2 separate regions of the Homo sapiens genome follow, and region 1 is linked to region 2. The links are chromatin loops, found by intact Hi-C in ENCODE. Cell type or tissue: spleen. All regions are shown on one strand. Links, peaks and the distances in the headings refer to the core of each region. The heading gives the core; the rest is flanking DNA. Region 1 overlaps TRIP12 (thyroid hormone receptor interactor 12). Region 2 overlaps TRIP12 (thyroid hormone receptor interactor 12).

What was found. Hi-C counts contacts between places; a loop is a spot of excess contacts. Peaks named below come from ENCODE experiments on the same cell type or tissue, not always from the same donor. Only the 100,000 strongest peaks of a DNase experiment are listed, where the experiment ranks them.
Region 1: it touches region 2 in a loop (2.2-fold over the local background); 7 of 110 quality-filtered maps call a loop at or near these places.

What each region holds. Positions count from the first base shown.
Region 1 is chr2:229,900,480-229,914,798 of GRCh38, forward strand. All of the region lies in intron 1 of TRIP12 (thyroid hormone receptor interactor 12), which reads right to left. Among named protein-coding and RNA genes, the nearest start is that of TRIP12, 14 kb to the right of the region's middle. RefSeq lists an enhancer at 1-369 and a silencer at 1,161-1,361. In spleen, for the core only: a CTCF peak has its summit at 10,501 (motif pointing left); no DNase peak of the experiment used is centred there; H3K4me3 peaks cover 386 bases; H3K27ac peaks cover 776 bases.
Region 2 is chr2:229,844,591-229,860,249 of GRCh38, forward strand. TRIP12 (thyroid hormone receptor interactor 12) reads right to left here. Exons shown (of 42, transcript NM_001348323.3): 4 at 14,182-14,984. Among named protein-coding and RNA genes, the nearest start is that of TRIP12, 70 kb to the right of the region's middle. RefSeq lists enhancers at 5,566-6,245, 6,246-6,924. In spleen, for the core only: no CTCF peak of the experiment used is centred there; DNase peaks (open chromatin) are centred at 6,294 and 8,171; H3K27ac peaks cover 4,117 bases.

The DNA.
Region 1 (14,319 bases), core at 6,320-14,319, 60 kb after region 2:
ACAGATGATTAAGATATTTTTCAGTTGATAAGATTTTTAACTAAGAAGACAGCACATTACAACATTAATTCTAAAATTTAACCTAAAAGTTAATAGAATTTGGCCAGGTGCGGTAGCTCACGCCTGTAATCCCAGCAATTGGGAGGCCAGCACGGGTGGATCACTTGAGGTCAGGAGTTGGAGATCACCCAGGCCAACATGGTGAAACCCTGTCTCTACTAAAAATACAAAAATTAGGTGGGCGTGGTGACACATACCTGTAGTCCCAGCTGCTCTGGAGGCTGCGGCAGGGGAATCGCTTGAACCCGGGAGGCAGAGGTTGCAGTGAGCTGAGACCGCGCCACTGCACTCCAGCCTGGGCAACAGAGGGAGACTCTGTCTTTAAAAAAAAAAAAAAGTACTGCCTACTGTAAATAGGTGAATTGTATGGCATGTGAATTATATCTCAATAAAGCTATTTTTTTTTTTTTTTGAGACAGAGTCTTGCTCTATCGGCCATGCTGGAGTGCAGCGACGCAATATTGGCTCACTGCAACCTCCGTCTCCCGGGCTCAAGCAACTCTCCTGCCTCATCCTCACTAGTAGCTGGGATTACAGGCATGTGCCACAACGCCTGGCTAATTTTTGTATTTTTAGTAGAGACAGGGTTTCACTATGTTGGCCAGGCTGGTCTTGAACTCCTGACCTCAGGTAATCCGCCTGCCTCACCCTCCCAAAGTGCTGGGATTACAGTCATGAGCCACCACACCCGGCTCAATAAAGCTGTTTTTAAAAATTCTATTTTGTTCACAAAATGCTTTCTACCTTCAAAAGTATTACATAATAAGGAAAACTTTGGCCAGGCGCAGTGGCTCACTTTGGCCAGGCGAGGTGGCTTACGCTTGTAATCCCAGCACTTTGGGAGGCTAAGGTGGGTGGATCACCTGAGGTCAGGAGCTCAAGACCAGCCTGGCCAATATGGTGAAACCCCCCTCCTCTACTAAAAACACAAAAATTAGCCAGGTGTGGTGGCGCACACTTGTAAATCCAGCAACTTGGGAGGCTGAGGCAGGAGAACTGCTTGAACCTGGGTGGTGGAGGTTGCAGTGAGCCGAGATTGCACCACTGCACTCCAGCCTGGGTGACAGAATGAGACTGTCTGAAAAAAAAAAAAAATGAGAACCGAATTTTATTTTTACTGTTACCCTACTTCAGAACAGTTTTTTAGGAACTGGAAGGTAATAAGACAGTCTTTTCCCTCAAGGAATATACACTCTACCAGGGTCGGCAGACAAATAGCAATTACCAGACAGTTCTGTGAGGAAAACTAAGCAGTGGGAAGAGAAGAAGATAAGAAGAAGTAGAGACTACAGACAGAAGATGGTAGCAGACAGGGTTCCCTACCCAAATTCCAACTACCCCACCTTTCTTCCCTGCTAAAAGAATCCAGCTACAACCGCCTTTAACCTCCCAGGAAGCAGGCTATTCCCTCGCCCTCAGGGATGAGTCATGATTGGGCTAAAGCCAGTTATTTCTTTCAAACTTCAAGATTAGAGGCATGAAATCAATTTAGACCACTGGTTCATAATGAGGATTCTTATACTTGGAAGAAATAATTTCACTAACCTCTAATTGAAATTAAAGCCAGGCATGGTGACTCATGCCTGTAACTCTAGCACTCTGAGGGGGCCAAGGCAGGTGGATCACTTGAAGTCAGGAGTTCAAGACCAGCCTGGCCAACATAGTGAAACCCCGCCTCTGCTAAAAATACAAAAATTAGCTGGGCATAGTGGTCGTGCCTACAGTCCCAGCTACTCGGGAGGCTGAGGCAGAATCACTTAAACCCAGGAGGCGGAGGTAGCAGTGAGCCGAGATCGCGCCACTCTACTCCAGTCTGGGCAATGCAGCGAGACTTCGTCCTCCCCCCACCAAAAAAAAAAGAATTTTAACATTTCTTTCTCATATGAATAGGCAACAAACCACAGCATTATTGGCGGTACCTTTAAGTTTGTACCAAAAGAAATCACTGATATTATATCACATTACAATTGCTGCAGATACCTCAAACTATCCTTTACACTCAACTACTTTGAGAAGCTGCTAGATCGTTACTGACAGTGCTAATAAACATATTACTGATTACATACCAGCTTTCACAGTTTGAGAGCTAGACTTCCAACATTTTGAGATCTTTGGTTTTTTTGAATCTTATGGGTATTAATTTTGTGAATTTAACAATATTATTCTGAGGTATCCACGAGCTTCAGACTGCTAAAGAATCTATGCTTCAAAAAAGGTTCAGGGCATCCAGACTTAAAAGGTCCTAACCAAAACTTTCAAATGAAACAGAGAAAAGAAAATAGAGCATGCATAATCATTAAGCACAGCTCATGCAACTTACTTCAGTTACACAGATATGCCTTCACATACAGTGCTGACACACAGTAGGTCATTCATATTAGACTGCATATTAGAAGAATTTAAAAGCCAATGGTCTAAACCTGGCTGTGTACAAAATACCATTACTGTGTGCGGGTTTTTTTTTCTTTTTCTTTTTTTCTTTTTTTTTTTTTTTTTTGCCAGAAGTATGATCCAGTTGTCAGTAATAAGATATACAGGGAGACAGGCTAGGCATCCTCTAGGAATACTTTTGCTTTCTAGATAAACAACAATAGGAACACAACAGTATCTTTTCTTCTTCCTGACTCAAATGCAATGGACACAATGACTTCAAGCCTTGACAGCCATTCAGTAACCGTGAGAACCACTTGCTGCTTAGAATGGCAGAGCAGAAACACACAGAGCCTGGCCCTTGCTGGAACCACTGTGCAAACGAACCATGTCGTGCAAGGAAAAACAAACCCCAATCTGTTTAAGGCCTTGTTGGTCAAGTTTTCTATTTACTTGCAGGTGAAAATGTTCCTATCAGAAAAAGGAATTATTATGGATAGGATGACCAAGTAAGGCCATCTGAGCTAAAACCTTACGCATGAAGAAACAGCCATTAAGATCTAGAAGATGACGTTCCACGGAGCAAGAAGAGCAAGTAGAAGGCAAGAAAAGCAGGAGATGATGTCAGAGAGGTGGCCATGTAGGAGCCTGTGAGCCACAACAAGGAGTCTTCTTACTCTTCCCATTGGGCTGCCACAAGCAAAGAGCCACATCCTGCACAAGGTTAATACAAATGATATTACAAGTATCCCAAGTTAATGCAAGATACTCCAAGGTAATACAAAAGATAAGGGAGGAAAATTTCATTTAAAAACATGGTTTTGGCCAGGCGCGGTGGCTCATTACCTGTAATCCCAGCACTTTGGGATGCCAAAGCAGACAGATCACTTGAGCTCAGGAGTTCAAGACCAGCCTGGGCAACATGGTGAAACCCCATGTTGTCTCTACCAAAAATACAAAAAAAAAAAAAAAAAAATTAGCCAGGCATCGTGATGCACGCCTATAGTCTGATCTACTCAGGAGGGCTGAGGCAGGAGGATAGTTTGGGCCCAGGAAGTGAAGGCTGCAGTGAACTAAGATGGAGCCACTGCACTCCCGCCTGGGCAACTGAGCAAGACCCTGTATCAAAAAATAAAAATAAAAATAAATTAACTTTTTAAAAAAGCATGGCTTCACAGATATGAGTACAAAGCTAGCATTTTTAAAAAGGATTATTAACAATAGTTTCTGGCCAGGTGTGGTGGATTACACCTGTAATCCCAGCATGGGTGGCCAAGGAGGATGGATCACCTGAGGTCAGAAGTTTGAAACCAACCCAGTCAACATAGTGAAACCCTGTCTCTACTAAAACTACAAAAATTAGCCAGCTATGGTGGCGTGAGCCTGTAGTCCCAGCTACTTGAAAGGCTGAGGCAGGAGAATCGCTTGAACCCAGGAGGTACAGGCTGCACTGACCCAAGATTATGCCACTGCACTCCAGCCTGGGAAAGAGTGAGACTCCATCTCCAAAAAAAAAAAAAAAAAAAAAATTTTAATCTGACAAAAAGGGAAAGATTTTAACAATTATGGTTAAGTAAATATAAAGCACATTAATGAAGAACTAATAATGCAACAGGAAGATGCTCATCATATAATAGCATAAGGAAAAGCAATATGATCTGCTATTATTAAAACAGAGGCTAGAAGGAAAGACTACATACAAAAATGTTTATAGTGGTTATATGAGGTGGCAAAATTGGGGGTGATTCTTAGTTTTCTTTATTCAAATTTTAACAATTGCTCTATACTTTATAATCAGAAATAAATGCCTCAAAAAGCATAAGTTTTAAAAAGTCATTCGCTACATGTTACGTGACACCCTGGATAGGATCCTGGAACAGAAAGACATTAGGTGAAAATTAAGAAAATTCAAATAAAGTATAGGTAGTAATAATGTATCAATACTGGGTCATTAGTTGTGTCAAATGTACCATACTAATGTTAAAATTTTCACAAACAGAAACTGGATGTGGAGTATAGGAGAACTCTATCTCTGAAGCTTTTCTGTGAATCTGAAACTGACCTAAAATAAAAAGTGTGTTTAGGCCGGGTGCGCTGGCTGATGCCTGTAATCCCAGCACTTCAGGAAGCTGAGGCAGGCGGATCACCTGAGGTGGGGAGTTCGAGACCTGCCTGACCAACATGGAGAAACCCCGTCTCTACTAAAAATACAAAATTAGCTGAGCGTGGTGGCACATGCCTATAATCCCAGCTGCTAGGGAGGGTGAGGCAGGAGAATCGCCTGAACCTGGGAGGCAGACGTTGCGGTGAGCCGAGATCGCGCCATTGCACTCCAGCCTGGGCAACAAGAGCAAAACTCCGTCTCAAAAAAAAAAAAAAAAAGTGTATTTAAAAAGACTCTTCAAGTGGGCAAGTGCAGATAATAGGAGTCATTACTAAGTTATAGCAGGCAAAAAGACAAAGTCATTTAGGAAGAGAGAAGATATATTTTGAAAGAGTCAAGGGCAAAACGTTATACACAATAATGAATACCCAGCACACCACAGACCCTCACTTGTAGAATAAGGCCCTCAGTTATTATACTGTCTTCTCTGCAGTCTCTTAAAACAGTTTTCAGACACAAAAGGTTTAAACCATCTTCAAAAATAACAAAAGCATTATTGATCCCTTCAGGTAACAAAGTGCTGAGAATAACGAATATACTTTTAAAAATACCTTTGAGCTACCAAAATTATCACTGTCTTAAAGCCACATAATGCAAGCCTTTACCCTGAACTTAAGGTACACAAGTCTAGAAAGTAGTTTTGCAACTCAATGCATATTAAAAGCTGGGGGAGGAGGGTGTAGCTCACAGTGCCTAAACACCAAGACGCCCACCAATCAGAGCAAGGAGAGAACACATGCACTGCACAAAGCAATTAAGTTCTATAAAAAGCAGGCCATTTAGGAGTATCCAATAGCCAATGAGGGCCTTAAGGCTAAGTATAATAAACCAATGTTCACTAATGATGGCCACAACTCAGGCACAAAACATTACAGTGCATTCAGAACATTCTGAAAAATCAACACCTATATAGTAACTGTTGAAGAACCACATAAAGAAACATGTTCATGGCCAGGCGCAGTGGCTCACGCCTGTAATCCCAACACTTTGGGAGGCCGAGGTGGGCAGATTACCTGAGGTCAGGAGTTTGAAACCAACCTGGCCAACATGGTGAAACCCTGTCTCTACTAAAAATACAAAAATTAGCTGGGCATAGTGGCACACGCCTGTGATCCCAGCTACTCTGGAGGCTGAGGCAGGAGAACTGCTTGAGCCTGGGAGGTGGAGGTTGCAGTGAGCTTGAGATGGTGCCACTGCACTCCAACCTGGCTGACAGAATGAGACTGTCTCAAAAAAAAAAAAAAAGAAAAGAAAAGAAACATGTTTACTGTTTACTGCATGAATCTTTCTTCATCAGGTTTTACATCTATTTCTGAAAAAAAAAAAATAAATAAAAGACTTCCATTAATTAAAAAAAAAGAAATTAGGCCGGGCTCAGTGGCTCACAACTGTAATCCCAGCACTTTAAGAGGCCGAGGCGGGTGGATCATGAGGTCAAGAGATCGAGACCATCCTGGCCAACATGGTGAAACCCTGTCTCTACTAAAACTACAAAAATTAGCTGGGCATGGTGGCGGGCACCTGTAGTCCCAGCTACTTGGGAGGCTGAGGCAGAAGAATTGCTTGAACCTGGGAGGCAGAGGTTGCAGTGAGCTAAGATCACACCACTGCACTCCAACCTGGGCAACACGGTAAGACTCCACCTCAAAACAAAAAAAAAAAAAGAAAAAAAAATAAGAAATTTATCCTCTAGCGATTAAAAAAAGACCTTGAAACTAGGTAAAGAGGAATATGGGATGTTCCTTACACTATTTTTGCAAGATTTTTATAAATCTGAGACTATATCAAAATAAAGACATCAAAAAATGTATGCCATATCACACTGCTAACACTGACCTTATTTATTTGAAACTGTAAGTAGTCAAAGAGACTATAATTAGCAGTGATAAAACACCTGAACCTAAATCAAATTTAGAAACAGCCCCCCACAAAACTTTTCTAAGTGTGTAATCTGGGTCAGGGTTATTTTTCCTTTCAATTTTTAGATTCCATTTTAATTGTCCATTAAATTTACTCAAAACCTAAATTATAACATCTTAAAAATAAATACACACTGTTGACTGTAACTTTATACATTGCCACCAACTGTGAAAATAAGGCACCATTTAGGAGAACTATTAACATTTACAATAAAACAAATACTATTTGATCACTCAACTGGGAACCAGGCACTGTGCTAGGTAAGAACTTCATTTACTCATTAAAAACTGAAAAGAATCCTGAAAAGTATGTATTTTCTATATTTTACACAGTAACATGCTCAAGGTCAAACAAGGAAAAACTAGAACCCAAGTTCATCTTGCTGCAGAGTCCATAACACTCGCAATGATCTCATTTCAACTCTAAAATTCTACCACTCAAATAATTCCAAGATAGTATCAGAAAAATCCATCTTCTCAAAACTGTCTTTTCAGATGCAAAGGAAAGGAAAATAAAAACACTGTCTCTCAAAAGGCATGGTTACTAAAAATAGTATTCTTACAATGCTGAGGAAGCTGAGGCAAGAAGATTGCTTGAGGCCAAGAGTTCAAGACCAGCCTGGGCAACGTGGCAAGATTTCATCTCTACAATAAATAAAAAATTAACCAGGCATGGTGGCACATGTCTGCAGTCTTAGCTACTCCACAGCTAAGGCGAGAGGACCACTTGAGCCCACAAGTTCGAAGCTGCAGTGAGATATGATCACACAATTGCACTCCAGTCTAAACAACAGAGAGACCTTATCTCTAGAAAAAAATAACAAATTAATAATAATAATAGTTTACAAATGCAAGCACTTATCCTATACCAGGCATTGTTTTAAATGTTTTACATATATTAACTAATTTAATCCTCATAACAATCAGGATATATATACTATTTTTACTTCCATTTTACAGATGGGAGAACTAGTGTCAAAAAAAAAAAAAGGTTATTCAACTAGTAATGTTGGAGCCTAGATTTAAACTGAATCTCAGTGTTCGCTCTTACCCACTTCACTAAACTTATCATTATTCATACATTATCACATTATCCTCCACCAGCAGACTGTGCTAAGCTATATAAAGTACCACAGGCCCAGCCCTGAGCCAAGGGAAGGATTCAACACAGGTTAGTTGCTAATATTATTCAAGATGCCTTTTCTTAATATTCTTATCCCATTCATTTTCCACACCAGTGGACTGACCTAGATCATTAGACTATATTATATACCTTTTAAAGTGATACATCAAAAAGGGAACCAGGAATTTAAATCTGAATTCAAGGTGGGCAAATATATACAGATGCAAATAATGCAACTATTCTGAGAAATATCTTGGTAGTATTTTTACCATATTCTTTATTCCAAACAGTTGGTCATCTTATGAAGCATCCGCGTAACGTCTCACAATTCAGTTTAAGAGATTTTAGGCCGGGCGCGGTGGCTCACACTTGTAATCCCAGCACTTTGGGAGGCCGAGGCAGGCGGATCACAAGATCAGGAGATCAAGACCATGGTGAAACCCCGTCTCTATTAAAAATACAAAAAATTAGCCGGGCGTGGTGGCGGGCGCCTGTAGTCCCAGCTACTCGGAGAGGCTGAGGCAGGAGAATGGCATGAACCCGGGAGGCAGAGCTTCCAGTGAGCCGAGATTGCGCCACTACACTCCAGCCTGGGTGACAGAGGGAGACTCCGTCTCAAAAAAAAAAAAAGATTTTATGCTGCTGGACATGGTGGCTTACGCGCCTATAATCCCAGCACTTTGGGAGGCTATGCGGCCAGACATGATGGCTCATGCCTGTAATCCCAGCATTCTGGGAGGCCGAGGCGGGCAGATCACTTGAGGCCAGGAGTTCAAGACCAACCTGGGCAATATAGCGAGACCCCTCTACAAAAAATAAAAAAAATTAGCCAGTCACAGTGGCACATACCTGTGGTCCCAGCTACTGAGGAGGCTGAGGCAGGAGAATCACCTGAACCTGGGAGGCAGAGGTTGCACTGAGCTGAGATCACGCCACTGCACTCCAGCCTGGGTGACAGAGTGAGACTCTGTCTCAAAAAAAAAAAAAAAAAAGAGATTTTATGTTAGTTTTGTCCAAGTTTACCACTCTCCCTTTAAGACTGTAAACTCCAGGCCAAGGACTACATTTTATATATCTTTATAATCCTAAATCTTGGCCTAGGGCCTGAAATAAGAAGTGTTCAAAAATACTTATTATACCCTGATAAGGGCCAGGAGTGGTGACTCATGCCTGTAATCTCAGCATTTTGGGAGGCCACAGTGGAAGGATCACTTGAGCCTACGAGTTTGAGACCAGCCTGGGCAACATAGGGACACCCTGGCTCCACACACACAAAAAAAAAAAATTAAAATATTAGCTGGATGTGGTTGTGAACACCTGTAGTCCCAGCTAGTCAAGAGGTTAGGGTGAGAAGATCGCTTGAGCCCAGGAGGTTAAGGCTGCAGTGAGCAGTGACTGTGCCACTGGACTCCAGCCTAGGTGACAGCGTTGAGACCTTGTCTAAAAAAAAAAAAAAAGCCTGGTACAGTGGCTCATGCCTATAATTCCAGCATTTTAGAAGGCTGAGGCAGGAGGACTGCATGAGGCCAGGAGTTCAGGACCAGCCTGGGCAACCAAGATTCTGTCTTTACCAAAAAAAAAAAACAAAGTAGCCAGGTATGGTGGTGTGAGCCTGTAGTCTCAGCTACTCAGGAGGTGAAGGCAGGAGGATCACAAGATCCAAGGGCTTTCAAGGCTATGGTGAGACATGATTGTACCACTATGCTCCAGCCTGGGAGACAGAGTGAGACACCCAACTCTAAAAACAAAAAATATATATATACCATTTGCTTATAATTCACATGTATTAATTCCATATCCACTGCTAGAGTAACTGCACTGACATGCCTTAAATGATTGCTTTTCTAGGTTTGAGAGTATTGCTACATGCAATTCAAGCAACACCTTTAAGAGCTAAATGCAGCAGTTGCTGAAACCAAGATAACTCCTTTCCTTGAGCCATGATTCTAATACTAGCCCTTAAAATAGAAACAATTCCAGAATTTTTTTAGAACTGTTGTTTTACTAAGTCCTTGATTTTACACTCCTTAAAATAACTATAGATAGATTAAGCCATTCCTAACTTTACAACTGTCTGAAGAAATATGGAAAACTTCCCAAATCCTTTACTATTGCATTAAAAATTTAAATAAACTCAGCAGGAATCATGAAAAAGTTCTAAGTTTCTTGAGATACAGTAAACTCTCAGAAGTTAACTCTGTAATTATGAATCACCTTCATTTTCTTTTTTAGTAATAAGAAACAAAACCGTAACACTATGGCTGAATATCAGTAAACACATGAGTTAGGTAGTAGACCCATTTTATAGAAGAGAAAGAAACTCTGGTATTCCAGCAAACATAAGTTTACCAATTCCTTAAATGATTCAAGAAATAAACTGAGTATCAATTAAAACATGTACCACAATGAAGATATAAAATGATGGTGTATTAGCTCTTCAGTAATTCCTTTCAGTAGTCCTTACTTTCTGTAATGACAAGATACCTGGAAAAAATGTCATGGCCTAATATACAGGCAGCTGAAAAGTAATACTAGATGGTTAGAAGAGGCAGAAGGAGATTATCTTACAGCACCACACCAAAGGCTGAAATACCCCAAGTCTTAGTTCATAGCAGCAACTGGAAAGGCAACACTTTTCAAAAGGCAGGATGAAGAGTAGAGTAAAAAAGATGAACTCTGCAATTAACAGTCTAGTTTTCTGAAAGGATTTTGAGGCCAGAATGTGAAAATCAACACTAACATTACTAATGACAGTTGAGAAATAATTAGTAAATAGGTCTGATCACAAAGTTAAGACTACTGAATCTTCTTAAACATCAGCCTACTTGTTGCCATCTACTGGGGGAAGGGCACAAATGCATTTGGACCTGGGGTGGAAGGGTAGAGAGCAGGGTCAAATTCCCTTGAGACTAAGCTGCTTTCCCTAGGTGGGAAGAAATGAAAATACATGCTTCATATAAAGGAAAAAATATATGAAGCTGGGTGGCTGTTTTACAGAAAAACAGGCACTCTTGTGCTACAGCAGTAAAACAGATAGACTTCACGAATATTTTTATTCTAAAGTCCACAAAATGTTGGACAATACAGCCTTCCTTACTCTACAAACAGGTACAATTCTGAGTCATAAATCTGCATAGCTAGCATCTCTGCTTTCTACATAAGAATCAAATTAATCCAAACTGCAATTAGGAAAGTCTGTAAGAACACACCAGAAATAAAAGCTGCTAAAGAAAGCTAAATATCATAGCTATCAGAACACTGAAAAAAATTGTTTTTAGTTTCTCTTCAGCCACCATACAACCTAACTTCTCATTTTTAAAATCCTGTATACATACTTGTATAAAAGTAATGGTATCTGTTAAAGGATATAAAACTGTGCTAGATAGGAAGAGTATGTTCTCCTGTTCTATTCCACTGCAGGGTGACTATAGTTTAATATACAGTTTCAAATAGCTAGAGGGAAGATATTGAATGTCCCAACACAAAGAAATAATAAGTGTCTGTGATGATGGTATGCTAATTACCCTGGTCTGACTACTATACATTGTATGTATTGACACATTACTAAGTGCCCCATAAATACATACATATTATGTGTCAAAATAAAATTTTAAAAACAATTAAAGGGGTAACAACTCTACTATGCAGAGTGCAAAGCGAATATTTTATTAGAATATTTAATTTGATTAAACTATGTAATATTAATTTGTACTTTTTAAAAGTATTTACATATTTATCCCAGAGTCAGTAATGGCTAGAAAAAAAAAACCAGAAGTATTTAAATATTTAAGCCACAATTCACTTTTGTTTTAAACATAATTTCACTGTATTGAACGCTAAGCAAAAGTTTCCCTATATAAGACTTACAAATTACTGAGGACAACTCACAAAAAATCATGCATTAGGTATCAAAAAGTATTTTGAATTACAAAAAATCTGAACAAACAACAGTTGAATGTGCTGAGACAAAATGACTGATAGCTTCCACTAAAGGAAGACTTCTGTGTCCAACAGAGGACTGGTGTGGGTCATTTAGACAATAAACCAGCTTCTGCTTATTTAACATTTTAAACAACAGGAAAAAACAAGAAGTTTTACCTTCACTACTTCTATCTCCTCCAAAACTTAATACAAAAACTTTTATATGTAGTATCAGAAAGGGAAGCACTGTCATAAAAAATGACATCTAAAAGCACTTTTATTTTTGTTTTCAGTTCATTCATAAATATTTTTGTACACCTTTTTCACATCACCTATTCAGGGATCAACAATCATTCAACATAATCTGTTAAATCTAATTCCGTGATCTCCCATTTAAGAACTTCAATAATCTCAGCCCAATTTCCTGTTATTTCATATATATGGACCCTCTACTCCAGAGAGCCCATTTACCTTAATATTAGATCCTCACCACAATTACACCTTTAAGCTCCCCATTCTTCTATATCTTCCTCCAAACAATCAGGGCCAGTTTAAGCCCCTCTCTCTTCATAGTCTTCCTAAGTAACTTCAACCCAGAACTGAACCTCTCTAAACTTCCAAGTACCCACTGTATAAAACTCGATCTTGTACTTAATAACAAATATGCACAATGTTAGATGTTGTGTGCTGTAGTCGTAAGTTTCAACTCATCTACAACAAAGTACATTTCAAGATAAGGAATCTCCTTTTATAAATCTCTTCTTTTTCAGCACCCTCTAAGAGGGCAGATCTTGTATGGAACCAGATATGCACTCACATTAGCTGCTGATGAGTATTTGTTTTTGTTTTTTGAGACAGAGTCTCACTCTGTGGCCTAGACTGGAGTGCAGTGGCATGACGCACTGCAGCCTCAACTTCCTGGGTTCAAGCAATCCTCCCAAGTAGCTGGGGCTACAGGCATGCACCACCACATCAGGCTAATTTTTTATTTTTAGTAGAGATGATGTCTTGCTGTGTTGCCTAGGTTGGTCCTGAACTCCTGGGCTCAAATCATCCTCCTGCCTCAGCCTCCCTAGGGGTTGGAATTACAGGCATGAGCCACAGCACCTGGCTGAATATTTGTAAATGAAGATGCTTCAACAATTTATTTAGTATAGCCACAAATCATGCCCTAATTCATGTTTCTTAATTTACATTCTAATATCAGATTTTCTAAATGCAGAAAATCTACATTTAGAATTTTACAGAATATTTCTCTATGCTAAATACTATACTCCTATATACAGTTTTAGACAAATAAGCTGTGATGGAATAAGATAAATATCAACTATATGAAACATAACAGAACTTGGAAGACAAGGAATAAGTTTCAGGTCCCTTTTATATTCTGTCAAGCACAATTGTGGCACACAGTAAGCACTTGATAAATATGTATTGATAAATAAATCATCATCTACTAATAAACATCATCTCCAAATGCTAAATTTGGGGTAACCAACTAACTAAAATATTCTAGGGTCTTAACAATTCCTTAAGTAGCTGATTTTAATGAGCCTAATTTTGAAAAATTTATATTCTACACTCAGCTGCCAACCCCTGAAAAATGAAAACAAGCAAGTAAATTATGGCAAACGATGCTAATATTATTTCACAACATCGTTTCTCAATGTGTCACACCAGAACACACTACCACGTACACCTACCATGTACAATGCATTATGTTGGAAGCCTTGTGCTAGACACTGTGAAGATAAAAGAATGAGATCTCTACCTTGAAGAGGCCAAAAACCCAGTTAAGTTAAAATGTAAACAACTAATTATGTAAGACAGAACGTGAAAGTCATCCTGAAATATGTTACAGAAGGAGAATAGGAGAGTAAGGAGTAAAAATTTTAAAGGAGTCACTGGAAGAAAGTTAAGTGTAAGTATATATATTTCTAAGAGATACAGGCCAGGCGCGGTGGCTCACACTTGTAATCCCAGCACTTTGGGAAGCCGAGGTGGGTGGATTGCCTGAGGTCAGGAGTTGGAGACCAGTCTACAATCCCAGCTACTCAGGAGGCTGAGGCAGGGAATCGCTTGAACCAAGGAGGTGGAGGTGGAGGCTGCAGTGAGTCGGGATCGCACCACTGCACTCCAGCCTGGGCGGCAAAGCAAAACTCTGCCTCAAAAAATAAAAATAATAATAAAAATAATAGATACAAGATGTGAGAGGGGGTGTCAATTCAAGTAGACAAAAAACCAAAGCAAAAATGCTAAAAAGTTGCTGGGTGTGTTCAGAGAGGAAGAAACAGTTCAATCTGATTGCAGCCAAGGATGTAAAACAGAATTACGAAACACTGGGGTCTGAGAAGTTGACAGCATTTGCATATATTTCCTATTTACAAGGCTACTAGAAGCACTTGGTTTTTGAGAATCAAAAAAAGTAGGGGACATTCATATGATCTCTATGAACCTGCTCTCTAAGGACACAAAGTAGCTTAAATTACAACTGAAGAGAGAATTTCAAGAGATGGGCTACTGTGAAAACTCACTTTAGGTTTCCAGGGCATCGCACATGTTTACCAGTATAAAATCTTTAAATTAAGTTCATCTGACCTTAAGAACACAGCACAAGGTACATCTATTTATTCAGAGCACTGCCCACGGCTAGAGTGAGTAGGAGTTTTGAAGTCAGGGTAGAACTCATTGGTTATGACAGCCAACAAGTTGATTAAAATACACACTGAAATGCTGTAACTTCAAGTCTTGAAGGCTTGTTG
Region 2 (15,659 bases), core at 2,691-10,690:
GCAATGAAATAAGTAAACTTTCCAGCTTCTTCAAGATTCCTTCTGTTACACAAGAAGTCAAAGCAAACATCAATGTCAATGTATTTGATAAGACTCTATAAAAATCGGGCAGGGACGAAGAGGTGAGGGAAGTGGATTTAAGATCTTCATTCCATAAGTAATTATTCCACTCAAATAATTACTGTTATCTTCCAACTTACACATGCATTTTCAAGTGACTTTAGATGATCAAGTACACACACCTATTTTTAATGTACAGAAACCCTTTTTCTGAGTGCACTGCTTATTTATTTTTAAAGTTCTCTGGAGAGCTATCTCCTACCTCTTCTCCACGTGGTACCATTGGAAATGTCTTCTCCAACACATTTCTACTATTACACAAGAGGGTCAAACACCAATCCTCACCATCATCACCCTTTTTTCTCCTCCACCATACTGATTCATTCAAGGACAGGTATATAACCCAAGGAAATCAGGGACTTCCTTAAATGTTGATATATAAATGAGTAGATATTATCCTCTTTTATTGTAAAGGGAGAGTCTGAGGGAGGTCACAAGATGTGAGATTGCAAGTGCTATCTTCATTTGACCTCTGGATCCAGCCAAGCCTGAAGCTAGGCATTCTCTTGGCTTTACCACCCATCATGTGAACTGATTTGTATTTCCATTTAATTTTGGTTGAATATCCACCATTAATCCCAAAATTCAGACCGTAAGTCATTATTAGAATTTTTAGTCTAGAGCAGGTGTTGACAAACGGCAGCCTGTGGAACAAATTTGACTGGCAACCTGAGCCTCTCAAGCTATGAATGGTTTATACATTCCAGAAAGTCATAATAAATGAAGAAGAATATGTGGCAAAGATTGTATGTGGTCAGCAAGGCCTAAAATATTTACTATATGGCCATTTGCAGAAAATGGTTACTGACCCAGACTTTGAGGGGGAAAAAAAACCACGTAAGAATTCATCCAAATTTCAAAAACTAGTTAAAACTCTCCAAAACAAAAGAAATAAAGCCTCTTTTATATTTTAAAAGAATACAGTATACAAATTAATATCTTAAGGGTAGATATCAAAAAAATTGCTACAAGTCATTTACATTTATAGGCATATCAGGGGATGACTATGATGATCTTTAAAACACAAACGCCTGGCCAGGTGTAGTGGCTCACATCTGTAAGCCCAGCAGTTCAGAATGCAGAGGCAGGAGGATTGCTGGAGGCCAGGAGTTTGAGACCAGCCTGGGCAACATAGTTTCTACAAAAAATTACGAAGAAAAAAAAAAATTAGCTGGGTGCGGTGACACAAGCCTGTAGTCCCAGATGCTCAGAAAGCTGAGGAAGGAGGATTACTTGAGCAGTGAGCTATGATCACACCACTGCGTTCCAGCCTGGGTGACAGATCGAGAGCCTCTCTTTTTTTCAAAAAAAAAAAAAAAAAGGTGGGGGGGGCAGGTAGTTTTTGTCTTGAGATGGAATTTATTCATGGAAAGATGCTGTAGACATCACTGAAATGACAAGAAAGGATTTAAAATATACATAAACTTAGTGATAAAGCAGCAGCAGCAGGGTTGGAAAAAAATTGACTCCAATTCTCAAAGAAGTTCTACTATAGATAAAATGCTATCAAACAGCATCGCATGCTATATTGAAATCTTTCGTGGAAGCAAAAGTCAATCAACGCTGCAAACTTTATCGTTTTGAAACTTCCACAATCACACCAACCTTCAGCAACCACCACCCTGATCAGTCAACATCTATCAACACTGAGGCAAGATCATCCACCAGCAAAAAGATTATGACTTGCTAAGGCTCAGATGATCATTAGCAATTTTTAGCAATAAAATATTTTTAACTAAGCCATGTACATTGTTTTTTTAGACACAATGCTATTTATTGCATGCTTACTAGATTACAGTATAGTGTAAGTACAACTTTTATGTGCACTGGGAAACAAAAAAATTCATGGAACTCACTTTACTGTGATTTTAATTTTCTTGTGGTGGCTGGGAACTGAGTGCATTAACATCTCCAAGGTATGCCCGTGTAACTATATTAATGGTTACTTTGGTAAAAATAAATTTAAAAAAATGAAAAGTAATCTATGAGGTTATAAAAAGGAATCACAGACTTTTATTTTAAAATAACTCAGTAATAATAAGACAGATTTTGCAGATAATGAGCTAAATCCCAAATGCAATTTTTAAAGCAAATTTTTATTTCCTAGTCAATGCACAGCATTTCATGCACTGATTTGTCAATATGAATTACAAATATTGGAAATGTCCAAAGGTATTCATCTAAGCAGTATTTATAATGAGGAGAAACTAGAAAGGAGCTAGATGCCCAATAACAGGGAATAGTTAAATAAAACAGTATGGTAATTAAAGTTGCAAGAAAACAGTTATTATTTAATAAGGATTTGAACATGTTGGCACTTTTACACAGCTGGTGGGAATTCATGTATTTCTAAGTGCAGTTTCAAAATATATGTCAATATCTAAAAAGAATATAACCAGTGACTTAACAAGGAAAGAGTGGTGTAAATTACAAAGCTATACTTAATTAGGGTACATCCATATCTAGCCATTACGAATGATGTAATTTATAGTTATTTGAAAGGAAACCACTCTATTACAAAGTGTTTAGACAAATAATGCACTTTTGTTTCTCCACAACTATTACCTTGCTCTGTCATTCTGAAGATGAAATTTAACGGACATCAAATGTCTATTTCAGAGCCTGGCCACATAACAGGCACTCAAAAAGTAATGCCCACTGTCATGTACAGCGAGATCATACTTTTGCATATGCCTAGCGAAGTGTCTCCCTTCTGGGTAAAGACAGAAGACTTAACACACATGCACTCACTTCTGTCTCCACATGAAATGCCACTAATACAGCATTAAAACAATCTGAGACATAAATCTACAAGGATGAGAAGAATGGAAGACACTATTGTTACAATACAATTTTAGGAGATGAAAACCAGAAATGCCGGGGCTAAATGCACTGGGAAGTCCAGAAAGCTGAAAGTAGAAAGCTGAGATTAACTACCAATCAAACTGACACCAGAGAAACCCAAAAAGGCTCAGGATCTGATGATGCCAGATACCTCTAGGGCAGTGTTGGGATTAAAACTGAAGATTGGCTGATAGGCTGTTTACAAGGCATCAGATCCTCAGATCCTCTCCCACACTTGTACAGCTGGGTAACCATTCCTCTCCTGGTTCCAGCAAAAAACAAGACCTTTATTCTTTAGGAAGTATAGAATATAGAAATTCCTGACTAAAGTACACAGTACAAATAGGTTCACTACACCAAAAATAAGAGGGAGAGAAGGGAATCGAGTACAGACATACTGTCTGACAATATACATTATCCTGCCTCCATCTGTGGCCTCTTCTCCCACTTGGCCCCCAGAACTCAGGCACTTAGGGCTTCACCTTGAGGCAGAAGTTTGAAACAATCTTCTCTGTGGAATTTTACCAGCTAAAGAAAAAAAGATCTAAAAATAATGATAAGAGGAAGTTTACAACAAAATGACCCAACCAGATCACTAAACAATGAATCTCGGTCAAACCTCCCTTATGTACTCAGAGCTTATAAATTAGACTTTTGGTCTTGAATTACACTTGAGTATGAGGAGACAACCAGGAATTACCAGAATTACCAGAATATGAGGAAAGTTCCTAACATGAAAGACAAAACCAATCCAAAATGCAGGCCCCCCCCGCCCCCCCCACACACACAAATACTTGAGATTACACAGGCAAAGAAAACTCACCATTAATGTCATCAAAAAAGAAATGCAACCATAAACCAAACGCATGATTCTATAAACAAGAAAATGAAAACAAAATCACCTCTTGGAAATAAAACATGGCAAACATGGGGGAAAAAAAGCATTTCAAGAGAAAAGTTGGAAGATGTAGAAATCTACCAGAAACAGAACGAAAAAGGAAAGCAATGTCAAACAGTAAGATCAAGACCATTTAAGAGGACAAGCACTCAATAGAAAATCAAGAAAGAGAAAACAAACAAGTACACGGTGACCAACAGTCCCAGTTTGCCTAGGACTATGCTGGTTTTAGAGCTGTAAGTCCTGAGTCTTCAGAATGCCCCAGATCCAGAGAAAGCAAAACCAGTTGGTCACCCTATCAAGGAATAAATCAGAACTAGGAATGGTGCCAGTATTGAAAGACAGAATACACTATATAATTCTTGAAAATTCTGAAGGAAAGTAATTCCCAACCCAGAACTCTATATTCACCAATCTGGCAAATAAATATCAGGGTGGTATAACATTTTCAGACATCTAAATTTTGAAAAAATAAATTGTAAATTATTAAAATCTCATACTTTTCCTTAGAGTCAAGAAGAAATATTCCACCAAAACAAGAAACCAAGATGACATGAAATCTAGAAAAGGGAAACTAAGAAGACTGAAGAAAATCCCAAGGCTGAAGCCGTATAACCAGGCATAATGAACAACCATCCAGAGGCCTCATTTCTTCAAGATGAAACAAATGCATGCAGACAGCTTGAGAAAAGATTGTGACAATTAGTAAGGAATGTGGAGTTTGAGTAAGTTCATGGGAAAGTAAGGAAAACAACAACAAAAAGGAATTTAAAATTCAGGAAAAGCAAAAATGTGTGAGAAAGGAAATGTTCCTTTACGTGGCTCAGTGTAAATAACATTTAGATGTTCACGATACAATAAACCCTGCGTGCTGATCATCACTGGGAAGACAGGAAGTATGTAACAGTATGTGTTTGGTAGGTGAATGGGGTGGGGTAAGGTTAGAATGCAAAATCTTCATTTTCCCTAAGGGGAACACAACAGGGATCAAACACTTGGGGGTGGGGGAGAAGAATCAACAAAGGGACATATAAAAGCACATAATCTAGACACTGAAACTTCAAAATAATCAGCCACAGAAAAGGGCAAAGTGGCAGAAAGACTGCTTTAAAAAAAAATAATAGATCTGGCCAGGCATAGTGGCTCATGCCTATAATCCAAGCACTTTCGGAGGCCTAGATAGGAGGATCGCTTGAGTCCAGGAGTTTGAGACGAACCTAGGCAACATAGTGAGACCTCATCTCTACAAAAAAAAAATCTTTCTAAAAAAATTAGCTGGGTATGGTGGCATGTGCCTGTGGTCCCAGCTACCCGGGATGCTGAGGTGGGAACACTGTTTGAATCTTTTGAGATCAAGGCTGCAGTAAGCTATGATTATCTTCTTGAAGAAGAAGAAAAAAAAGGTCTTATATAACTCTTTCACTTAACACTGCACATAAGTGTTGATAAATATAAAGTGAAAATTTTTGGCATAATACACACCAAAAAAAAAAAAAGAGGTAGCCCTTGGTGAATGAAATTAAAAGTGATTTTGTATTTTTCTTCTTTGTATATTTTGGTACTTTCTGGATTACTTTTAACAAACATATATCAGAATCAGAAGTGTCAAAACCATTCCAGAATACACGTAAGAATATAAAGGGCAATTACTAATGTAAATTGAGTAAAACATAATTTGGCTAATTTAATTCTTATTTTGACCTTGCATACAAAACAATATATAACATGGCCATTTATAATTTCCAAACAATGTAATACAAAGCAAAGCCTTGTTAACAAAGAAGTCAATGCTGTATTTACAATTAAATGATCTCTTTTTTAAATTTGGCCACTTCTGTTTAAAGTTTTTTTAAAGCCTCAAAAACACTAGGATTATTTGTTAGTAATTTTTCAAAGCGGTCACATATTGGAACTTCTAAACTTTTAAGTTGCTAAATTACTTTAATAGCTGCCTTGTAATATAGAAAACTGACACTCAACCCATTTCCTTTTAAGCTCCCTGCCCAACTCTTCACAGAGCTCACAGATTATCTACCTTTTTCACGCAAGTAGAGATGATCCTGCAAGATGCAAGTTGGTGAAACTGAAAGGTGACAGCGTGTGGCAGTCCTCACAGCCCTCGCTCGCTCTCGGCGCCTCCTCTGCCTGGCCTCCAACTTTGGCGGCACCTGAGGAGCCCTTCAGCCCACCGCTGCAATGTGGGAGCCCCTTTCTGGGCTGGCCAAGGCCAGAGCCCACTCCCTCAGCTTGCAGGGAGGTGTGGAGGGAGAGGCGCGAGTGGGAACGGGGGCTGCACCCGGCGCTTGCGGGCCAGCTGGAGTTCCGGGTGGGTGTGGGCTTGGCGGGCCCCACACTCGGAGGAGCAGCCGGCCCTGCCGGCCCCAGGCAATGAGGGGCTCAGCACCCGGGCCAGCGGCTGCGGAGAGTGTACTGGGTCCCCCAGCAGTGCCAGACCACCGGCGCTGCACTCGATTTCTCGCCGGGCCTTAGCTGCCTTCCCGCAGCGCAGGCCTCGGGAGAGCAGCCCACCATGGCTGAGCCTTCCCCCACCTCCGTGGGCTCCTGTGCAGCCCAAGCCTCCCCGACGAGCGCCGCCCCCTGCTCCAGGGCACCCAGTACCATCGATCACCCAAGGGCTGAGGAGTCCGAGCACATGGCGCGGGACCGGCAGGCAGCTCCACGTGCAGCCCCGGTGCAGGATCCACTGGGTGAAGCCAGCTAGGCTCCTGAGTCTGGTGGGGACGTGGAGAACCTTTATGTCTAGCTCAGGGATTGTAAATCGGCACTCTGTATCTAGCTCAAGGTTTGTAAACACACCAATCCGCACCCTGTGTCTAGCTCAGGGTTTGTGAATGCACCAATCGACACTCTCTAGCTACTCTGGTGGAGCCTTGGAGAACCTTTGTGTCAACACTCTGTATCTAGCTAATCTGGTGGGGACATGGAGAACCTTTAGTGTCTAGCTCAGGGATTGTAAATGCACCAATTAGCACCCTCTCAAAACAGACCACTCGGCTCTACCAATCAGCAGGATGTGGGTGGGGCCAGATAAGAGAATAAAAGCAGGCTGCCCGAGCCAGCAGTGGCAACCCGCTCGGGTCCCCTTCCACACTGGAAGCTTTGTTCTTTCACTCTTTGCAATAAATCTTGCTACTGCTCACTCTTTGGGTCCACACTGCTTTTATGAGCTATAACACTCACCGCGAAGATCTGCAGCTTCACTCCTGAAGCCAGCAAGACCATGAGCCCACCGGGAGGAAGGAACAACTCCAGACGTGCTGCCTTAAGAACTGTAACACTCACCGCGCAGCTTCACTCCTGAGCCAGCGAGACCATGAACCCACCAGAAGGAAGAAACTCCAAACACATCCGAACATCAGAAGGAACAAACTCCAGACGCGCCACCTTAAGAGCTGTAACACTCACCATGAGGGTCCGCGGCTTCATTCTTGAAGTCAGTGAGACCAAGAATCCACCAATTCCGGACACAAAACCATGTATCTAACTTAAATTCATCTCTCCTGCTTAACTCATTCTTATTTCCTCCCTCCGTGCTAGGGGCCCAAAGCACTAAGTCTTCCTAATCTAATCAGAATCTCTTTTCTAGAATTTGGCTTTTGCCTGGTTCTTGTCTAGGTCTGATAAAAACCACAGGCTACATGCAAAGTCACCAGGAGAATATGAAACTCAAGACAAAAGTAAGCTGTTAACTACTGCTATGTTACTAATAACGTGCACATGATGTCCACTTTAAATAATAGAGAGTAAAGTAGATCTTCAATAGAACATCTGCCTGGAAATATAACTTAAGTTTTTCTATAAACAGGTTCCATAATTACTCAGATTTTGATCACCAATTGTTTCTTATAATTCTATACCATCATCATCTACTCACTTTGAAATTATTGCAAATTTTTTTTTAAATTAGCTTTTATAAGAAGGTAGATTAGCAAAATATATTTTGAAGCCAAACTATTATAAAATTATTTAAAGTATATTAAAATATAAAAAGATTTTTGAAGCCATCTATATCATTATATTACCCTACTGGTTTTATATTTATGCTGTATAAAATTTGCAAAAATGTCTACTTACTTAGGCTAAACAAGAGACAGCTATAACTTCCTAATGTACATTAAAAATTGTTACATAACAATTTTCTTTCTGGGGTACTCAGGAGACTTTTACCAAGTAACACAGAATGACCTTTGTCTCAGAGCTGTTTTGATGAGATACAGCTGGCAAGCAGCAATGCTTCAGGAAGTCTATCACTAAAGTAGCGGTTTCACTAGATCTTCTGCCAGCCCTAGTGCCTCGCCGGGAACTTGTTCATTGGTCTATCAACAATTGACTAAGCAGCACAATAACAAGGTCTTCCTGTTTAAGCTTCCTCACTAAATGTATTATATCATTTCCTGAGTGTATTCCATGAACCACTACTGGTTCCCAAGTAATAGCTGGTCAAATTAATTTGCAAATTATTGGGTTAAGAAGTTACTGCAAGTCTTCCCACAGCTTTCAATATATTCCTGCTTATCTAGAATCTCCTTGAATAATACTTGAACATGGAGAATGGTTTTTCATAAAGCATCTTAAAAATACTGTTGTTCCTACAATTTTTAAAACATTTCCTTTACTATGAAAGCTCTCCTACTGACCAATTATGTCTTAGAATAAGTCTTTACCTAAGGAAACACATCACATTCAAATAGGTTCAATTCTTAAAAACTGGAAGAAAACAAAGGATATCCAAAATAAAATAAAAAACCTACCCAATGTGAAATTTCTCACAATGGCCTACTCTATTTTTAATATAATTTTTAGATTTTTATTCTACTAAGATTTGTATTAATCAGAAGCCCATCTCTCAACTTTCATCCACCCACTGAATCTAATTCTGGCCTCTGAATTAACGTTAAAACAAAAAACCCTGATGCATACAAAAGCCCTTTAAATACATGACCTGGCTGGGCGAGGCGGGCAGATCACCTGAGGTCAGGAGTTCGAGACCAGCCTGGCCAACATGGCAAAACCGCATCTCTACTAAAAATACAAAAATTAGCCAGGTGTGGTGGCACCTGTGAATCCCAGCTACTTGGGAGGCTGAGACACGAGAATCACTTGAATCCAGGAGGGGGAGGATGCAGTGAGCAGAGATCACACCACTGCACTCCAGACTGGGCGACAAGAATGAGACTCTGACTCCAAAAATAAATAAATAAATAAAATACATACATACATACATACATACATGACCATAACTCTCAATTCAACATTACATGGTACATTACAATATGTTGCTGCATTCTATGGCACTTCATATGTGAAAACAACTTTGAAAATCTTTCATTTATGCTTCACAAGGAGGAATCTTATTATTTTGCAAATAAGATTAGTAATAGGGTTGGTATCATAACTACAGCTGAATGATTTGCCCAACCTCGCCAAACTATGAGGAGATAATATTTTTTAAAGCAATGTACATGTATTAATATTGACATTTTTGTTTTCATTTATGTTGATGTATCCATTTATATAGGTTACATGTTTACATATAAAATTATGCAATTTTATTTGTATATATATTCCTAGTTTTGACTTTCTTGTGTAAATTTAAGGGGTGCAAGTGCAGTTTTGTTATATGGATATATTGCTTAGTGGCAAAGTCTGGGCTTTCGGTATTAGCCATCATCCAAATAATGTATATTACAGCCATGAGGTAATTTATCATCCTTCATCTCCTTCTCAGTCTCCAATGTTTATTACTCCACACTCTATGTCCACGTGTATACATTATTTAGTTCCAACTTACAAATGACAACATGTAGTATTTGATTTTTAGGAAATAAAAAAACTTTAAATCTGGTGTTCCAAATCTAATAGCTACCTTAAAATTGACCAATGGCCAGGACTTACTGATCCCCCATTCTCAAAATGCTCCTTTGAATATGTTTTCTGCCTTAAGATATTCACTTTCAGTTGTACACCCTAAATTTTGTGATGCCTCCTGTGTACTAAGCACTATGCTAAGTCTTCTAATGTTTTCATTTATTCCTCAAATAGCTATTATGCCCATTTTACGGAGAACAAGTTACAAACATTCCCCACAGTTACCAACTGAAAAAATGGCAGAACTAAGATTTGAATCCAACATTTTTGGCTCTACTCCTCAAAATATCATTACCTGAACCCAGAGACAATCATAAAATACCACATTTTGCCCCTATATCCTTAAGAAACATTACCTGCCAATTAATTCTATTGTAAACTATTTTCTGAAGTGACACATTTAATCATGCCTAAAATGCACAATGCCTTGTTTTGACTTCAAGAAACCTACCCAGACTGAGCTTGCCCTATCTGTTCACCCCTATCATTCTGTCCTCAAGGCCAATTTCTGAGATCAACTGGCCTGGGTTTTAACTCGGCTTTGTCACTTCTTAGTTCTGTGACCTTAGACAGGTAACTTTACTAATGATCCAAAGCTTCCTAACCGGTAAACTGGGAATAAAAATACTTGCCACACAAAGGCTAGGCACAGTAGCTTATGCCTGTAATCCCAGCATTCTGGGAGGCCGCGGGGGATGGATCACTTGAGGTCAGGCATTCAAGACCAGCCTGGCCAACATGGTGAAACCCCATCTCTATACTAAAATCACAAAAAATTAGCCGGGCATGGTGGCGCGTGCCTATAATCCCAGTTACTTGGGAGGCTGAGATAGGAGAATCACTTGAACCCAGCAGGCAGAGACTGCAGTAAGCTGAGATCATGCCACTGCATTCCAGCCTGCGCAACACAGGAAGACTCCATCTTAAAACAAACAAACAAAAACAAAAAACAACAACTTGCTATACAAGACCGATGAGGAACAAATAAGATGACTCATGTAAGGTATTCAGAACTGTCAGGCACTTAAAAGCACAGTAAATACATGCTACTTTGTTTTGAAATGTTTTCATTTATTTGAAAAACAGCAAATATATGGTGAATGATATGGTATGAATCCTTGGGTCCACATAGTATTCATCTCTAAATTTAATCAATACTATCAATGAAGGACCAAATAACATTTCATTTTCTCTAGAGTCTTAGTATCTCCAAATGGCCCAATTATGTTACAACAGTAAAACACAGAAACTAACAAGGGTTTAAAAAAAAAAAAAAAAAAAAAGAGAAAAGAAAATGCTTCATTCAAGGTCACACCTACTACCCCCATCTTCAAATCCTAACTCTGCCAAGTATGAGGTATATTACTCAGAGAAGTTATTTCATCTCCTTGGAATACATTTCCTTGATAACTATCCTAGGCTGGGCATGGTGGCTCAGGCCTGTAATCCCAGCACTTTGGAAGGCTGAGGCGGGCAGATCACCTGAAGTCGGGAGTTCGAGACCAGCCTGGTCAATATGGCGAAACCCTGTCTCTTAAATACAAAAATTAGCCAAGCATGGTGGCATGCGCCTGTAATCCCAGCTACTTGGGAGGCTGAGGCACGAGAATTGCCCGAACCTGGGAGGTAGAGGTTGCGGTGAGCCAACTGCGCCACTACACACACTCCAGCCTGGGTAATACAGCAAGACTCTGTCTCAGAAAAAAAAAAAAAAAAGTGTATCCTAAAGCACCATTTTTTTTAAAAGAATATGTAACTGCATATGTAAAATACCTGGTACTTATTTTATGCTACACAAACGCTGGTTCCATTCTCTTGTTTCAACAGCTTAGGCTACGATGAGAGATCAGAACTGGGATAGTGGCAGTGAAAACGGAAAAGTGATTTAATAGTGACAACAGAACACAGATACTGTGCAAGTGAATGAAATAATGGTGAAATGAGTTTTAAAATACTAAATTAGTTTGTGACTATGTGCTGAGCAGGCTTAATGGAATTATCTGGATTGGTTTTATCAAACCAGCAGCAAAATGACACTGCCAAAACTCTTGGTGTTTCCTGATTGAAACACCAAGGAGAAAATCCCACTGATTAGCCACTGGTAGAGTTGGGTTTTCTTTTAAAAATCAAGTTAACAGACTATATAAAGAAAAGAAAGCTGATCTCTACAAAGGACCAAGGCCATGACACTCAAGTACAATCTGCTATTGCCTGGCCCTAGAACCCTCCTACACATAAGAGATGAGTTCTTCAAGTGAGGCAGACTGGAAGGCAGAAGGGGAAGTGAATCCTAAGCAGCTTGCTGTAAACTCAACCTGGCTCACTGGCTGTGAATATTACATAGCAGGACTGACAGACACAAAACACAGGGAGGAAAGGCAGCATAAAAGCTGACATATGTAACTCCAATTATCAATAAAGCATTGGAAGGACAAATAGTTGGTTGTCCTTTTAACTTGGACCTTTTTTTCCTTCTCACTTCAAGATACTGATCTAGCCTATCTTAATCCTTTAAACTTAAAACATTTTATACAGATGTTCTGCATATTTAAAATACCAAAACAGAACAAAGTTCAATCTAAAAGTAAAATATGTTACTTCACAATAACCTATCATACAGGTTAAACATAAAATTTTTTATATAGTACCTACTATTAATAGTATTGTCATTTCAGGTAATATGTGAATCAACCAAAAGTAGTTTTAGACTGCAGTGTTAAATTAAACAGAGCTAATAGTTCTGATTCAATTTTAAGTTAGGCTGATTCAATATGAGCTATACTTTGACAAGAATGCTAGTAGACACTATATACAATCTTTTTAAACCAAGAAAACATTATAGCCCTACCCAAATGTAGATCTAAAATCCATCAGAGAAGAAAAGATGCTTAAAAGCAAGCTTCCTAATTAGGTATTATAAAATTAAAATGCTTTTAAAAATTGTAGAGATAAGTGCTTTATTATCCTATTTGTCCTTTATAGGTTTCTGAAATAGAAATAAGGAAAGAAGCCTGGGCACAGTGGCTCACACTTATAATCCCAACACTTTGGGAGGCTGGGACAGGTGGATCACTTGTCCCAGTTCAAGACCAGCCTGACCAACATGGTGAAACTCCCTCTCTACTAAAAATACAAAAATTAGCTGGGTGTGATGGCGCACACTTGTAATCTCAGCTACTCAGGAGAGGCTGAGACAGGAGAATTGCTTGAACCCAGGAGGTGGAGGTTGCAGTGAGCCAAGATCGTACCACTCACACCACTACTCCATCCTGGGCAACAGAGTGAGACTCTGTCTCAAAAAAAAAAAAGAAGGGAGGAAAGAAAAGAAAGACACTAGCATTCCCCAGATGAGCAGCTGGTTCCCTGAAGAAGTCTTTTGGTAAAGAGAGAGGGAGAAGAGTTCCTGGATATCTCCAAAACTGACTCATGAAGGAATGCACATAACGCTATGTTTCTTCCATCTACTTTCTGTTTCTTTGCTTGAATGTATTCTCAAAACACAAATTCTTTCTACTCCACTGTAAACTTTTAGAGAGCAATATTCTTACTCACTTAGGACACAGAGTAGTGTATATAAGAGTAGTGAAACATAAGTAGTATTCATCTTTAGACAAAACTCCTTAAAAGACTGTGAGATATTACATATGAAAAAGTTTAATTTACATTGAGGTATATTTATAGTAATAACTTAATTCACTGTATCTACACATCAAGAATATCTCATATAAAAAAATATATTTGGCCAGGCATGGTAGCTCACACCTGTAATCCCCACACTTTGGGAGGCCGAGGTGAGCAGATCACTTGAGGTCAGAAGTTTGAGACCAACGTGGCCAACACAGTGAAACCCCATCTCTACTAAAAACACAAAAATTACCCAGGCATGGTGTGCACACTTGTAATCCCAGTTACTCTGGAGGCCAAGGCAAGAGGATTGCTTAAGCCCAGGAGGCGGAGGTTGCAGTGAGCCGAGACTGCGCCACTGCACTCCAGCCTAGGCGACAGAGTGAGACTCCATCTAAAAAAACATATATATATTTGATCTCTGATCATGGCAACTCATAACTAAAAAGAACTCCTAACTAAATGATAATTTTGTATGTGGTATAGAAGAAAATCCAACTTTATGTCCCATCCTGATATTAGGAAATCAGTGAAGTAGGAGATGCCGCGAGGACCAATAAAGACACAGACACTAAAATGTGATGGTTTCGTAATAATAGGAAGGTAGTATTCCTTACCTGTCTCAACAAAACTAAATGTAGTAGCACTTACTACATGCTGTTATGTACTTAATTACACAGACAGTAATACATCTAAGATTATCTAAGACTGGGGGGAAAAAACCCTTAACTTTAAAGCATAATTGCTTTTGACAAACCAAGAGAAACTTTCTTTAATTAAAGAAAAATACCTTTTTGTAAACTTACTTGCTAATTTGGCCTGTAATCCAGAAGGTCCAGGTTTTGATGTCTCTGACTTAGAAGACCCTGGAAGAGACAGTTTTGTTTTAGGAAGGCTAACTTTAGGGCTGAAACGAGCAGCCCAATCAAATTTTGAAGAGCCACCAGTTTTACTCTGTTCCTTTTCCCTGCTACTTCTTCTGGGGCTGGGACTGGACGCTGAACGGGAACGCCTGGCCTTGTTCTGATCTTTTCCTTGTTTCACTCTGGCACCTGGTGGTACAGTGGAGGAGGCCGAGGCTACAGCAGAAGACGAGGAGGAAGTAGAGGCAGCAGAAGAAGAATCAGTGATGGTGCTACACCCAGCTTTGGCTGAGGTGGCTGATTTTGAAGCCAGCTTGGTAGGTTTCGCAGATCTCTCTTCTGCACCAGTTGATTCAGACCCGGAGCCACTCTTTACACAAGAACTCTCTGTCCTTTTTCTTTTCTGACTCCGTGAACCGCCAGTGGCCCCACTCTTCCTGGTATGAGCCTTGCTTGTTGATGGTGATTGTGCAGATTTCAGTTGTTGCTCCTGGTCTAAATGTCTCTTCTTTGACTTACTATGTGGCTTATTTGTTTCTGAGGGAGATTCAGTATGCTGAAGTGCTTTTGGTTTTTTTGCAGAGCTAGGAGAATTGGTCCTGTTGTAGTCTGGACTAGCACTGCGCTTCACTCCTCGAGAATTGTCTTTCTTAGGCACCTGCCCCGTTTTTTGTCTTTCTGAAGTATTGGCTCTGTCTGGATCCTCTGGTTGTGGAACTATCACAGCAGATGATGAACTGCAGCTTCTAAGAGGTTAGATAAGAAAACAGTTAATATCAGCCTGTCATAATTACAACTGTCATATATAATGCTTTCAAAAAATAAAGTATGAATATGTTCCTACTAAGTCCAGTATTAAACATAGGTTTTCAGAAGGTTCAAATCTGTAAAACGAAATAAAAGAACAAAACAAAAGCAGATGTGACTTTGGATACTAAAATATCTGATTAAAAGATAAGGGTGTTCTTTAGCCCAAAGATTACTGACACTAACACTCGTAATCACAAAACAAGAATTAAGATTACAAGAAAAACAACACTTAATTGTTCGGAACCAGAGGAAGCCAGAATATTGATGCCCTATTCACAAGCACAACTGCTTTGTCAAAGCTTAGAAGAAATAAGCATTAACATACGCACTTTCAAAATGAAGGTTAGAGATTTTTATATTGTAGTACTATCAAATCTTCAAAGTTAACATTGCTTTCCAAAGTCTCTTAACAATTAAATCTTAAGAATCACTGACTTAAACCTAAACTATGGCTCTGACAATAAAAACTAAAAAAAAGATTAAAAAATAAAAAGAAATAAAAAATGGCCATAATGGTTTGTTAAGCAAAGGGGGAATCTTACGGCTCTCCAAACAAAAATATCATTTTATCATTGACAAACTCACTGTCTAGGGTATACTGCACTAATCAC